Regions from separate parts of the Mus musculus genome. Here region 2 is linked to region 1. The links are chromatin loops, found by intact Hi-C in ENCODE. Cell type or tissue: heart. All regions are shown on one strand. Links, peaks and the distances in the headings refer to the core of each region. The heading gives the core; the rest is flanking DNA.

Region 1 (7,856 bases), core at 1,405-6,404:
TGTAACCGCTTGGAGACTGAATGATCCTATCTCAGGGTCACCTATCAGATGTCCTGCATATCACATATTTACATTATGATGCATAACAGTAGCAAAACTACAGTTAGGAAGTAAAAACAGAAATAATTTTATGATTGGGGTCACCACAACTTCAGGAATTGTATTAAAAGGTTGCAGCATTAGGAAAGTTGAAAACCACTGCTGCCTTACCTAGTGGTTTTGGTGTGTGTGTGTTTGTTTCAAGTTTTGCTTTATTATGAGTAAAACTGCTATATACAAATGACACATTCCAATTATGGACATATGCATTAATTTCTTTTAGGTAAATGCAAAGGATAAAGGTTGACTCTTGTTGTATGTGGGACGTATTTAAAGCTTTTAAAAATCTCCCAAACTATTTCCCAAAGTTTTCCTTAATTTCTATTTATCAGCAATTTCCTACACTTCTGTCAACCTTGGTACTGTCCGTCTTTATCATTTTAGCAGGCACTTTTAGAGAGTGTTTTTGTTTAATACTTGGAAATGTTACAAGTGAAATACAAGAACATAGGTTATATGTGATATCAATCTTATTTCAAACATATAAAATACAAGTGAATTTGGAGGCTCTGTGGGTTTTCATCTCCTGAGTTTTGAGAGCAGAAGTATGAATGCTTAGTTTCTTTTGCAAGCTTTTCCACAATGGCTATAATGAGTAGGCCTAACTTCTGTAACGGGGTCAAACTATGTGGATATTTTGTACTTTTAAGAAGAACTGAGAACATTAAAGGATTGTCACCAATGTAATTTATCTAAGATGCATCTCTTAATCTGTCTAAAGAACTTCAAACTTTTTTAAACAAAGAGTTTTTGATGAAATCCCTCTTTGCTTCCATTCTTTTAACTATCAAAACTGGATATAATAACTGGATATTTCTATTCTTTGAAAAATAGAATTTAATATGAATTTTAAATGAAAAAAAAACTTTTACAGAAATCACTTAAAAAATACAGATGTAGGAGGGCAAGTAAAAGTTCTATTAAAAAGGAAAGGGAGCTATCATAAGGAATTCTGTGATCCATTTGATGCCAAGGAAGTGAAACTTTAATCAGCAGTGACTATAAATCAAATGTCATCATGTGAATCCAAGGAGGCCAGTTTCATGATTTCCAAATAAATGTTTTCTTAATTGCCTGGTGCCAAGATAGAATTCCTTAGAGGACTTAAAATGAGAACACACTAAACTCTGTTAAAGGTAAAAATTTCTGCAGATCAGAAAAATTTACACAACTCTAGGCCAGCTTAGTGGGTAAAAGCACTTGTACTGGCCTGGTGACCTGAGTTCAAATCCCAGGACCCATATAAAGGCTGACAGAGAGAACTAAATCTACAAAATTGTTCTTTTGTTTCCACATATGTGCCACAGTGCTATAGCATGCACATGCCCTTCCCCACCCCTCTCTCTCTCTCTCTCTCTCTCTCTCTCTCTCTCTCACACACACACACACACACACACACATAAATCGAACATTTACATAACTCTTACTGTGAATATTTGTTTTCCCTTCCCTGATAAAAGAGGTAATTTTAATAATATTTAGCAAAACAATTTAGCAATTCCTTGCCTGAAGACTAAGAAACCAGAGAACAGTCTAATAAAGCCTATACACACTATGACCAATCAAAGTCCTATTTCAACACACAAAAGATCACATCCAAGCCTATTTACACATGCTAGTGGTTAAGACATTTGGTAACAGGTCCTTCTATTGCACATAGTACAGCTATGTCTTAAAATCCAGAGTATTTTTGCAGCACAAGACTAATACCAAAGCTACTGAAAAGAGCTGCAAGATGTCAAAGCAAAATATAAACCAACTGTTTAAAAGCCCTCTTAAAGAAATACCATGCTCATGGCTTAACATGCCCTTCTTTTGTTTCTACTTTTACTATAAAAACATAATTCTAAACTTTGTTTTTGGGAAATGTTAAGAAATTCTACACGTTAAGGTGGTAGACTGAGGATCATGCTTGAACATCCAACTCCCAAAATACACACAGAAAACTTTCTGGTGAACAAAGACAATTTTCAGACAGCCTCTGACAGTTGCTCTGAGTCCATGTTCTCTTGGGGGTAAGCAAGTGAGTAAGCAGCCTAATTCCTACAGGCCACTTTAATAAGGTAACTTTTAGAACTTCTCCCAAGTTTCTGTACACTTGTCTTCATATGACTAATAGAGGTAAGCAACACAAAAAGTATGGTACTGAGTGAGGAAAAGCCCGTTATCTGTAGAGAGAGGGAGCTGAAAACACTGATGGCTATCTCTGGGTGCACTACTGAAGGTACAAGTAATTAGTTTCATTTATCCATATTTTAAGATTTTTCAATAGTAAACATAGATTAAATAGTAAAAACTCTTGATTGTAAAAAATTATACCTTCTCAGTAATTTCTCTAATAATTACCAGCAATTCCTTTTCCCCAAAACATTTAAAACCCAGTCTTAGATACACAATTATGTTCCCTATCAATTGTTGAAAACTGGAAATGATATAATAGTCAATAAGAGAATCATAAGTAAAATGGGCTATCTACAAAGTTGAATTCTAAACTGCTAAAATACTGTAAAAGTTATATATGATAAACAAAATGTAAAATGTGTGGGCACAGACATATATTCTATGTCTTGCCACTTATAGAAAACAAACACATTAAGAATACTAAAAGGCAATGTGACATGTTGAGAACAATGTATTCCCACAATGGAAGAACTATATACTGTGTGCTATGCTCTCCTTTATTCTTTACATTTGCTATACTAAACATTCTTTAATAGAAAACAGAGCACTTAGAAGTAGAAAGTAATTTTCCTAGAATTTTTCTTAGACAAAAAACAAAACAAAACAAAAAAAAAAACAAAAAACAAAAAAAAGAAAGAAAGAAACCACCTCCTGAACTAACTATATAGTTAACTAGAAGGGAAAAATTGCTTCCTAATATAGTATTAATAAAACACTACTCAAGGACATTCATAGAACAGAAAACTAGCAACTACCACTGCCCAAAATAGTTTAATAGTTTAAATGGTGTTATTCTTTTCCCATTGTGCTAATTTTACAAAATTAGCTCCTGTAATTCATAAGCCAGCTTACAAAGATTTCATAAAGTATTATATTAGGAAACTAGATTCTACCACCCCCTTCCCTTCCCTTTTGTGTGCAAAATTTACACAGAGATGAAGCACATGAATACTGCTTCAGATGACGTAATTACATTTCTTGGTGTTAAGCCATTTGATAGATTAAACCAAAGTTAATGCCTTTTTTGTATACTAATTTTTTTCCTAAAAGGGAAACAGACTTCTCCCAAGTGCTACAAAAAGATATCTTATTTTTTTGTAAGTGATACAGAAGATAAAGAGCCATTAAAAATAAAAGTATCTGTCACATAGATGTTTAAACTAAGTCCTAAGATTTGTCTCAGGGGCTGTCAAGATAGCCAGCGAGTAAAGACACTTGCTGCAGACCCTGATGACCTGAGTTCGAACCCTAGCACCCACACAGTCGAAAAAGAGAACCAGATCCTGCAAGTTGTTCTTTGACCAACACACACACACACACACACACACACACACTCACGGAGGCATGTGTACACACAAATATAATTAAAAATGACTCTATTTTAAAATTGCCTCAGGATCAAACTTGATGAAAAAAGAGATGGCCACGTTCTAAAACACAAGCCCATAATGCTAAAATAAAGTACACAAGGAACTTCCATGGCACTAAATATAATCATAGTTTTCTAATAGTTTTCTTTTTCTTTTTGGTTTTTTGAGATAGGTTTCTCTTTATAGCTCTCGCTGTCCTGGAACTCACTTTGTAGACCAGGCCTGCCTCTGCCTCCCAAGTACTGGGATTAAAGGCGTGCGCCACCACCGAACGGCATTTAATAGTTTTCTTTATACTATTATTAACTGTTCTCATTTTAATTACTGCGGAATGTTAAACAATGAGAATCTAAAATAATGCAAAACAGTTGAAAATTTCACTATTTTATTTACAGTTTGCACGACTGTTCTATTTATCAAAGATACAGATATTTAGTAAATAAAAAAGTTTTTCCTAAAGAAAAAAACTCACTGAAACATTATTGGAAACTGAGTCCATGATTTTACTAAGCAAGTCTTCATGTAACTTTCTTATAAAACTTCAGAAAACCATTTTGCAAACTAAAACACCTACAAAGACTTTTAAGTATAGCAACTACTAGACCATTTCTATGCCTTAGTATCAACAATCACAAAATTACCACAAAATGCTCAGCCTTATGTTCTGTCAAAACAGAAAAGCACAAGTGAGGTGGAATCTATCACCTAAACGTTTAGCTTTTAACATAAAATAATTTTATACATATATACTACACACACCCCCTTTAGCAACTGCAAGAGCTTTCGTGAGCTGACAGGTGTCTTCAATCACAAATATAACTGATCTGACAGTCATAGGCAATGTTACTCCACAGTGCCCCCTAGCTCGCTTCCTAAGAAATATCAGCTTGAAAGGGACACCATCAGAATTGTCACCCTGAAGAGAATGTATAAATTGCCATCAGCGCCACTGAAGCAGCTCTGAGATACAACTTTAACTAAACTCTATCTGACAACAACTGACCACTAACTATTGCTAATAAGAAAAATCGTGTGGATGGATTTGTTATCCAACCACACAACAATGTAACCAAAAAGTTCAGACTCTCTCTGTAATGTGCTATTTTTGGCAGTCATTGAAAAGGACTCATAAATACACCCATTTAAGATACTTCCTTTTAATTTAACGTCGAGGTAAAGGTATGACATTTGGCCATAACTCTTTATAAAAACGAAACACTTTAATCATTACAAAAATGCTGGGGTCAAATTCAGCTATGCAAAAGTTTGGTAATGTCAATATACTTATCATTATAGCAATCTAGATTCATAACACTGGTAAATTTGTGAAAGGAAAAATTTTGACCTTGGTACTGATGCCCTAAAGAAGAAAGATTTAAGTGGTGTGTCAGGGATTTGTGAGGCAAAACAAAAAGTGAAGACATGTTAGACATGTCCTCCTTCTTTATGGAAATGGACATGAAGCAAAACTTTTAAGTACAACTGCTAAGAAAACAGTAAGGCTTTTAAATGCCCTTTACCTTACATAAGCGTAAGTCATCCTGGGCAGGGGGTGGGGGTGGAGGTCCTATAGTCAAAGATTAGAACGTTCTTAAGAACATAGTAGGAAAAAAACCCGAAAAGGATGAAAACTGGGGAGAGAAACTGAAAATCGGTGAAACTCAAGTGGCAATCACAAGGCAGAATAGAGTACGTCAAAACCACTAGGTTGTAGACTAAGAAATGGTTTTGTTTCGATCGTTTTTTTTCCAAGGTATTTAATTTGCACGTCTTAAAATAGAGACCCCGAGGAGAGCAGCTTGAGGCAATGGAAGGAAGAGGGTGGGCTAGGTAAGAACGCAGACTTGGGGAGAAAATATGTACAGTGCACGGAGGGAGGATGCTGGAGAGTCAATGTCAGGACGCTGTCGAGAGCTGAGTACAGTCCATCTGATGTGGCTTAAGGAATGCGTGCTCGCAGCCAGCATGCACACCTGGTAAAGGGACAACCCCAGAGAACGGTGCAGAGCTGAGATGACCATTTTTAACCAGCTCTATTGTCTGGTGTATTTGCTATACCTCCTGCAAGTGATCAAGCCAGCCAAAGAACCGTTTCAGAGACCCTGCGGGCCCAGAGAAGATGGACAGCGGCCCGTCCGCACCAGTCCGGTCCGCGTCACCCCCTCCTCGCCGGGCAGAAGAGGAGGGCTTGGTCCGGGCCGCGCTCCGCGTCCGCCGAGCCTGGGAGCTGCTGGTCCCCTTTCTCCGGCCGGCGACGTTGGTCCCCGCGCGGCCCCGGAGCACAGAGACTTCCCCTCCCACCCCACCCCCAGCCGAAAGCCGGGAAGACGCGGAACTTGTGCTCAGGAGCCGAGGCCACAGACCAGGTTCCCGGGTGGGAGAGTCGGGACGGAAGCCTGTGTGGCTTCCCGGGGACACCCCACACACACTCGACCTGCACCCCGCGGTCCCCGCAGTGCCAGGCCCGCCGTCCCCCGCCCGGGGCGCAACCGCGCCACGCTCCCGCCGAACCCCGGGGCCGCACCTCCGTCTTGGTGATCCGGTGCCGCCCCAGCTTCACCACGGCAAAGTTGCCCTTGCCCAGCGTGCCCTCGATGTCGTAGAACCCCACCCGGACTGGCCCGCGCTGCAAGTGCCTCGGGCCATCCGCCATGACCATGCTTGGCCCCCGCTGCAGGACACGGCGACGGGAACGCGAACGAACTGGCCGGCAAGAAGCGGCACGGAGCGGGCAGGAGGGCGTCGGGCGGCGCGCCTGGGCTCTGGGCGACGGCCGCGGCTCTCGCTCCGGCGCTGCTTCCCTCCCGCCCCACAGGGCCCAGCCAGGCGCGCGCCGGCGCTGACGTGAGCCGACGTCAGGGGGCCGGGGCAGGGGGCGGGGGCGGGCCTCCACCGGTCACCATGGCTACCGCAGCCGCGCCGACGTCGGGGGCGGGAGGGAGGGGCGGTGCGCGGGTCGGGCGGGCACGAGGCTTCCGGCCGCGGCGAGGCCTGAGAAGGCTGAGGAGGGCGTCGCGGCCGGGGGCGGGGTCGCCGTCCGCCCCGCCCCGCTCCTCCTGCCTTCCAGCAGAAGCGCAAGAGCGAGCCCTGGTGGGCCGTGCGGAGGATGCACTGGGCCAGTCTCCTGGAGGGTCGCCTGGCGGGCGCTCTCCGCCGGGGCAGCCCTTCCCGCCAAAACCTCTTCTTCAGCGGACTGCAGCGCTAAATTTGGAGCCCGAGGAGCACCGTGGCTGAGCAATGCATTGCTCACAGCCTCTTTTCTTTGTGTTCATTTTAGCTCCCTTGTCAGTACTAAATAAGTCTCTCCACTTTTTGACGTCTAAATTCCTACTCACAGCAGTCGGTCACTTGCAGAAAAAAAAAAAAAATGTCAGCGCTAAAGAGACCCCAGAGATGATTAAGCCCGGAATTTGGAATTGCTAATGGGCTTCGGAGTCTGGAACCTCTGAAATGTAGGTTGAGCATGTTAGTTGAGCATGTCTCTGTGGAGAGGTGACCCGGTATTATCCTAAAACGCTTTGGGAACTTGTAAACGGTTAAAAAGTATCTAATCCGATTTGTTTCCAGATGACGCAGCAGGCTGCCAGAATGAAGGGAGTTGCCAACGTCACACAGGTAATGCTAGAGTTCTAATTATAACCCATCACACCAGTCTTCCATATGGTGACCTAAGTAAACACAACATTTTAATATCTTGAAATATATTATGTGTGTCCAGACCTTGGTTCCTGGGTACCCATTGTCCATTAAAAGAAACGCAACTCGTTTGGGAGTAATGACAGCGGGGGCAAGTATAAGATGCTCTTGAAAGATCTAATATGAGTAAACCAGGGGATTCCTTGTATACAACAGGAAGAATATGTCAGAAGCCAGCTTGAAGGGGCCCACCAGTGCCAAATCTGAGCCAATCTAAGTATCAAAAACCAACAATTTTGGAAATACACTATAACACACATTACTTTTTATTTTGTGTAAGAAGTCAGAGGACAGGATGTGGGAGTTGGTTCTCACCTTCCACTCTGTGAGTCCTAGGGGTGGTTGCTGTAGGTAACTTTAGCCAATGAGCCATCTCTTAGGCCCTAGTGTTTTATTGTTTTGGGACTGTTGTTTTTTTTTTTGTTTTTGAAACATCATCTCACTATGTAGCCCTAGATAGCCTGTAACTTGCCATGTAGACTAGGCAGTCTCTTGAGTGCTGAGATTAAA
Region 2 (5,000 bases), core at 1-5,000, 310 kb before region 1:
AAATTTGTGACCCACCAGTCTCCATCTCCTGAGTACTGAGAGTACAGATGTGCACCCCTGTTCTCTGTTGCATGTTTATGGACATTTTGGTTCAAACTATGTACTTCTGGCACCAACCTAAATCAGCAAAGCACCAAAATTATCTTCACAGAATGGGAATAATAACTATTTACCCGAACACAGCTTCTGACTGCCCCAATGCCATTTATCTAATTCACAGGCAGTCAGCTAAGGGAGGGCTTCTCGAGGCTGGTGTGAGATTTTTCTGACAGACCAATACCAGGACTGACATTCTGTAAGAAGATAACTACATTAATTGGCTCAAAGGCATTAGAGCTCTCTAGAGCTGACCCTCTATGCACAGACAGTGAAGGCAGACATGGCCAGGAAGCTTAGCAGTCAGAAGCACTAAAGACTTCAGGCTTTAACAGGCTCCCCTGAAACAACCCAGGCCGGCAGTACCTGTTCTGTTCTCTATTCCTTCAGAGGGAATGATCACGAAATCGGCCTTTTCCTCTGCCTGGGTTATAATGGATTCGCTCTTAGCACTGTGGATTGGACTGGGTGAAGTCAGACTGCGATCAAACAAAAGAGAAGAGAAGCAATCATTATGAGCAGGTATAGAAGACAGTTTTCACAGTTCATCTCAGAGGTATCTAATTTACACCATGCCTAACAGGATACATAGCTCACAATTAGAACAAATGAAATAAATGTTGAATGAATAAATGAAAAAAAAAACACTAGTCCTTGGGAGTATTTTTGTTTTTCATGTTATTTAAAGATTTTATTTTTAATTATATATATGTGAGTATGTCTGTGTGTCGGGGTGGGGTGTGTGCACATGAATACAGGTGGCAGGTGTGGGATGTGTATATATGTGCAATGTGTGGGGTGTGTGCAGTGTTAGGGGGGTGTGCATGTGAATACAGGTGCCTGTAGAAACCAGAAAGGTGTTGAGTTCCCTGGACCTGGAGTTTCAGAAGTTGTGAGCCGTTCTAGATGGGTATTAGGAACTGACACTGGGGCCTCTAGAAAAGCAAGAAGCACTCTTTACCACTGAGCCATGTCTCTTACACCCTAAGGAGCCTTTTCTATGATAAGGCTGCCTTTAAGCATACTTGATTAAAATGAGAGCTACCAGAATAGGCAATAAATCATCTTTTAAGAATTTTGTGTATCCGCCATTATCATTTCATAGGCCCACATTCAGAGGGTTCCATCAGCTTTTGGAGCTGGATCAAAATCATATTTCCAATAATCTGAGTCTCTTACAAGCAACCAGAGACCATCTCTAAGCTAACCCCAGGAGGAGTCACTAGTCACTACAGGAGACGGACTTGGGGCAGAGACTGCTGGGGTGGATGCAATGCCGGGATGGGGGGAGGGCAGGGATTCATCCACAGGTGAACCAGAACAGAAGAGTGCAGGCTGGAGAGACAGCTTACTGCACAAGAGCACCTACTGCTCTTGCAGAGGACCCAGGTTCAAGTCCCAGCACCAACACAGTGGCTCAAAACCATCTGTGACTCCAGTTCCAGGGGATGTGACATCCTCTTCTGACCTCCACAGGCACCAGGCACACATGTGGTGCACAGGCGTAGAACGTGGGCAAAACAATCATACGCATAAAAACAACCCCTTTCTTTAAAATAGGAGGGGTCACAGGGTGAATGAAGAAAACTCTGCTCGTGGCAGCTGAATGGAAGGAAGCTCACGTGATTAGCTTTGACTGAAGAATTATCATCATCTTTGCCTCAGTTTCATAGTTTCAAATCATCTTGAGACACCACCTTTCAATACTTCCTCTTCTGATGTACCTTTGGGAGGAACTGTTGAGCTTTTTCCGGGAAGCAGTTTTAACTCTTCCCATGGACAAGACAAGATGGGAACATGAGGCTGATTATCTAAGGGATCCAGGGGTCAGGGGAGCCCTTTCTCCTCACACTACACTATGAGAACATCAGCTCTCACACAATCTCAGGGGCTGTGGAGTCTATGGCTCTGCCCCCCCTCTTAGGAATTCTTTCCGAATCCATCACCCAGACAACAGTCAAGTGTCTAAGACTCACTGACCCCCTTAATGTGCCCCTGACGTCTCGCACACAGGCTAATCCTCACAACCACAAGCAGGAGTTAACATTTCCTCTTCCCAGAAACCGGAGAAAAACTAAAGACAAGTGCAGTGGAAGGAGCCAGACTTCAGCATTTGTGGACCAGTGTCTCGCCGGTCTCCACTGCTGACCAGCTTTAGTGGAGATGTCCCGGTTGGTACTCTGCTCTCTTCTTTCTTAAAACATTTAAGAAAAAATTTAAAGCTTCACATCATTGCAGATCAAAGTAAGCGGCTTTATCTAAATATCTGTAGGTGCATAGATCAAACCGGTGAGACCAGCAAGGGTGGTCAGCAAGTAGTGTTCAGAAATGTTGACTGTTTTCTGTAAATCTCTTATCTATTTCCACTATTTAGGCAATCTGACCTCTAGGCTAACATGAATTCACAGCCAAAAAGCTGTAAAGGGGCTGTGTCCTTGATAAAGAGAGATTTATGAGTGCCTAGGCCCCAGCATTTACCACTTACAAAACTGGGAATCCAGGCGCACAAAGCCTTTGTCAGCTGCTCCTCTTCCTCAGCTGACAAGGTGCTAGGCTAACAAGCCCCACTGCCTGCACCTGGCTGGACCGCAGGAGGGATATGCGAGACAAACCGGAGGGAGGGCGTAGTGGGGATCTAGGATGCTGAGAAACGGTTTTCCTAAAAGCACAGACGCATGCTCAGTTCCACCTCTCCTCTCCAAGAGCGTTGCCTCCCATATAAGGGCAGAAGGAGGCGGGCGTCTGGATACCCAACCCCACCGGGGGAGTGGCGGAGCAGCCAAAGGAAAACAACATTTCTTTTTCTTGAAATGAGACTGCCAGGGTAAGGCCACGGAGGTAAGACTAGGAAACTAGATGGCCAAGATCAAGGACCTCGGAGGGAGGAAAACCCTGAGGTGTGTGTCAGAGCAGAAGCACCATCCTAGAAAAGGAAGGAGCTTTTAATCTTCTGCCTCAGGTCTGGGGAAGGAATCTTCATGCTAATTAATTGTAAGACCTGGACTCCTCCCTAACTCGTTTAAAAGTCCTACTTGACAAACAAGTAATTTCTATTTACCATCATAATCCTCCCTGAGAACTATAATATATACTATATATACATTTCTTGATCTACTATCTCACCAATATTAATTTGTTAAACCAGCAAACCCCAACAAAGATATTGCTAAATTAGACTTACATAAATTTTTTAAATGGGTAATAGACGAAATCAAAGGGTCCAGTCGCCCCTCTAAGTGCTTCCATTAGCAGACACACAGACTGAATCTGTGTGTGGAGTCGGCTCAAATTCCTAAAATCACTCTATTTTGTAGCGCTAATCCCACACCAGCAGCCTGTTCTCACAAAATAGCGCCCCCAATCATCTCTTGTCGGGGACCAACCACGACCCTCTGTCCTGGCCCAGCTTCCCCTCATTTCCCCACCTCAAGAGCCAAAGTGGCTTCAGCTCACCATTTGACTTGTGTCCCTCCCATGGTCCCCTCCTGGCTCTGGCTTCAGCAAGCCTGCTTCCCTGGGTGAGGTGGGAGGCTGAGCGTCACATCACTCCTAAATTCTGGCATGTCCCCCCCGCACTGGGGCTCGAAGAACGGTTCCAGAGATCAGCCAGCCAGCGGAACGGTTCGCCCAGGTCTCCGAAGAAAGTAGGAAAGGCAGGGGTAGGCGTCCTGGTCCAAGGGACCGGGATGCTCCCTTAGGGTGAAGCGTACTGTCCCGGTAGCTCAGACACCGCAGCAGCGGAGCCCCAGCGGAAGCCGCCTCCCATCGCCGGCGGCCGGTCGCTGGCAGCGGCATCTCGGTCCTTGCTGTCGCGCGGCTCCGAGCATCCCCCCGGACAGCCGCATCTTTAACCTATCTCCCTCGGGGCAAGAGGCTCCGGTAGCTCCCGCTGAGCGTCGAGTGGAGTCCGGTGTGCGGTGCTCCCGCTCGGCGCCGCCTCCCGATCCCTCCCTGCACCCCCCCCCTCCTCCCCCTCCCAGGCTGTCACACGCGGCCAGGCAGCGCTGGGCTTCGACCCAAGCGCTGCCGACAGCTCTGGGCAGAGAGGTAAGGGTGCTGGCTGAGGCTGAGGCCAGGGGCGCGGTCCGGACCTGGCGGGGCTGAGGGCGATGGGAGCTCGGGAAGCGGCGGGGGATGGGCGGCGCGGTGCAAAACCTCGTGGATCTGACAGTCCTGGTGCGGAGAAGCTCAGCAGCGTAGACGTTGCTGTTCCTCTCTGACACCCCCCCCCCCTCCTTAAACGCGCGGTTTCAAGACTGACCTAACCTGGAGAACTCAGCCCCGCTCTCCAAGGATTGGGAGATGCTGGCAGGATGGAGACTAGAGCTCCCCCAACCTCCAACAAACCTACAGAACCCCGGCCTGTCTGCGGCTCCCACCTTCCTTCCCCTCTAGCGGTTCCTGTGCTGCCCCCCCCCGCCCCCGCCAACACACTATCAACAACACCCCCCCCCCCACACACACACACACACTAAAGGATTGTTCTGCTTGAATACAGTGAGAGGCTGGCCTGTTTACTGGAGCAACAGGAGGATTGAGCTTTGCCATCCCTGAGAAGCAGCAGGGGAGGGTGTCCTGAGACACTACAGGATGTCTATACCATATATTCACAGCTACACTCCACCCAAACCTGCAACATCGCCAGGATTCCTGTTTTTTAGGGGTCACGGGGCCAGTATGTGGTGATGGAAGTGGGCAAATGGCAGAACCTGCTAGAAGCTCTTCTTTTCTTGAGGAATCAGTAAAGAAATAGGCAGAGTGCTGGCTCTATACCACAGAACACGGCAAAATCAGGAAAGAGGAAAACAGGGAAAGGTACTCTGTTTTAACACATCTATGAACTGTTGCCATTGACCCAACACAGCCTATGTCTGGTGGGTCCCTCACACTGATCTCTCAGCTCC

The links. Hi-C counts contacts between places; a loop is a spot of excess contacts. Peaks named below come from ENCODE experiments on the same cell type or tissue, not always from the same donor. Only the 100,000 strongest peaks of a DNase experiment are listed, where the experiment ranks them.
Region 2: it touches region 1 in a loop (4-fold over the local background); 2 of 42 quality-filtered maps call a loop at or near these places.

Annotation. Positions count from the first base shown.
Region 1 is chr9:51,002,567-51,010,422 of GRCm38, forward strand. Sik2 (salt inducible kinase 2) reads right to left here and starts at 6,507. Exons shown (of 16, transcript NM_178710.3): 1 at 6,175-6,507. The coding sequence starts at 6,309. In heart, for the core only: a CTCF peak has its summit at 4,509; a DNase peak (open chromatin) is centred at 4,505; H3K4me3 peaks cover 1,546 bases; H3K27ac peaks cover 976 bases.
Region 2 is chr9:50,695,009-50,700,008 of GRCm38, forward strand. Dixdc1 (DIX domain containing 1) reads right to left here. Exons shown (of 20, transcript NM_001374656.1): 6 at 463-575. Gm39337 (a long non-coding RNA gene) reads left to right here and starts at 2,222. Exons shown (of 3, transcript XR_003948161.1): 1 at 2,222-2,267. Gm51674 (a long non-coding RNA gene) reads left to right here and starts at 2,863. Exons shown (of 2, transcript XR_003948160.1): 1 at 2,863-2,934. In heart, for the core only: no CTCF peak of the experiment used is centred there; DNase peaks (open chromatin) are centred at 2,823, 3,693 and 4,093; H3K4me3 peaks cover 2,368 bases; H3K27ac peaks cover 1,423 bases; H3K27me3 peaks cover 965 bases.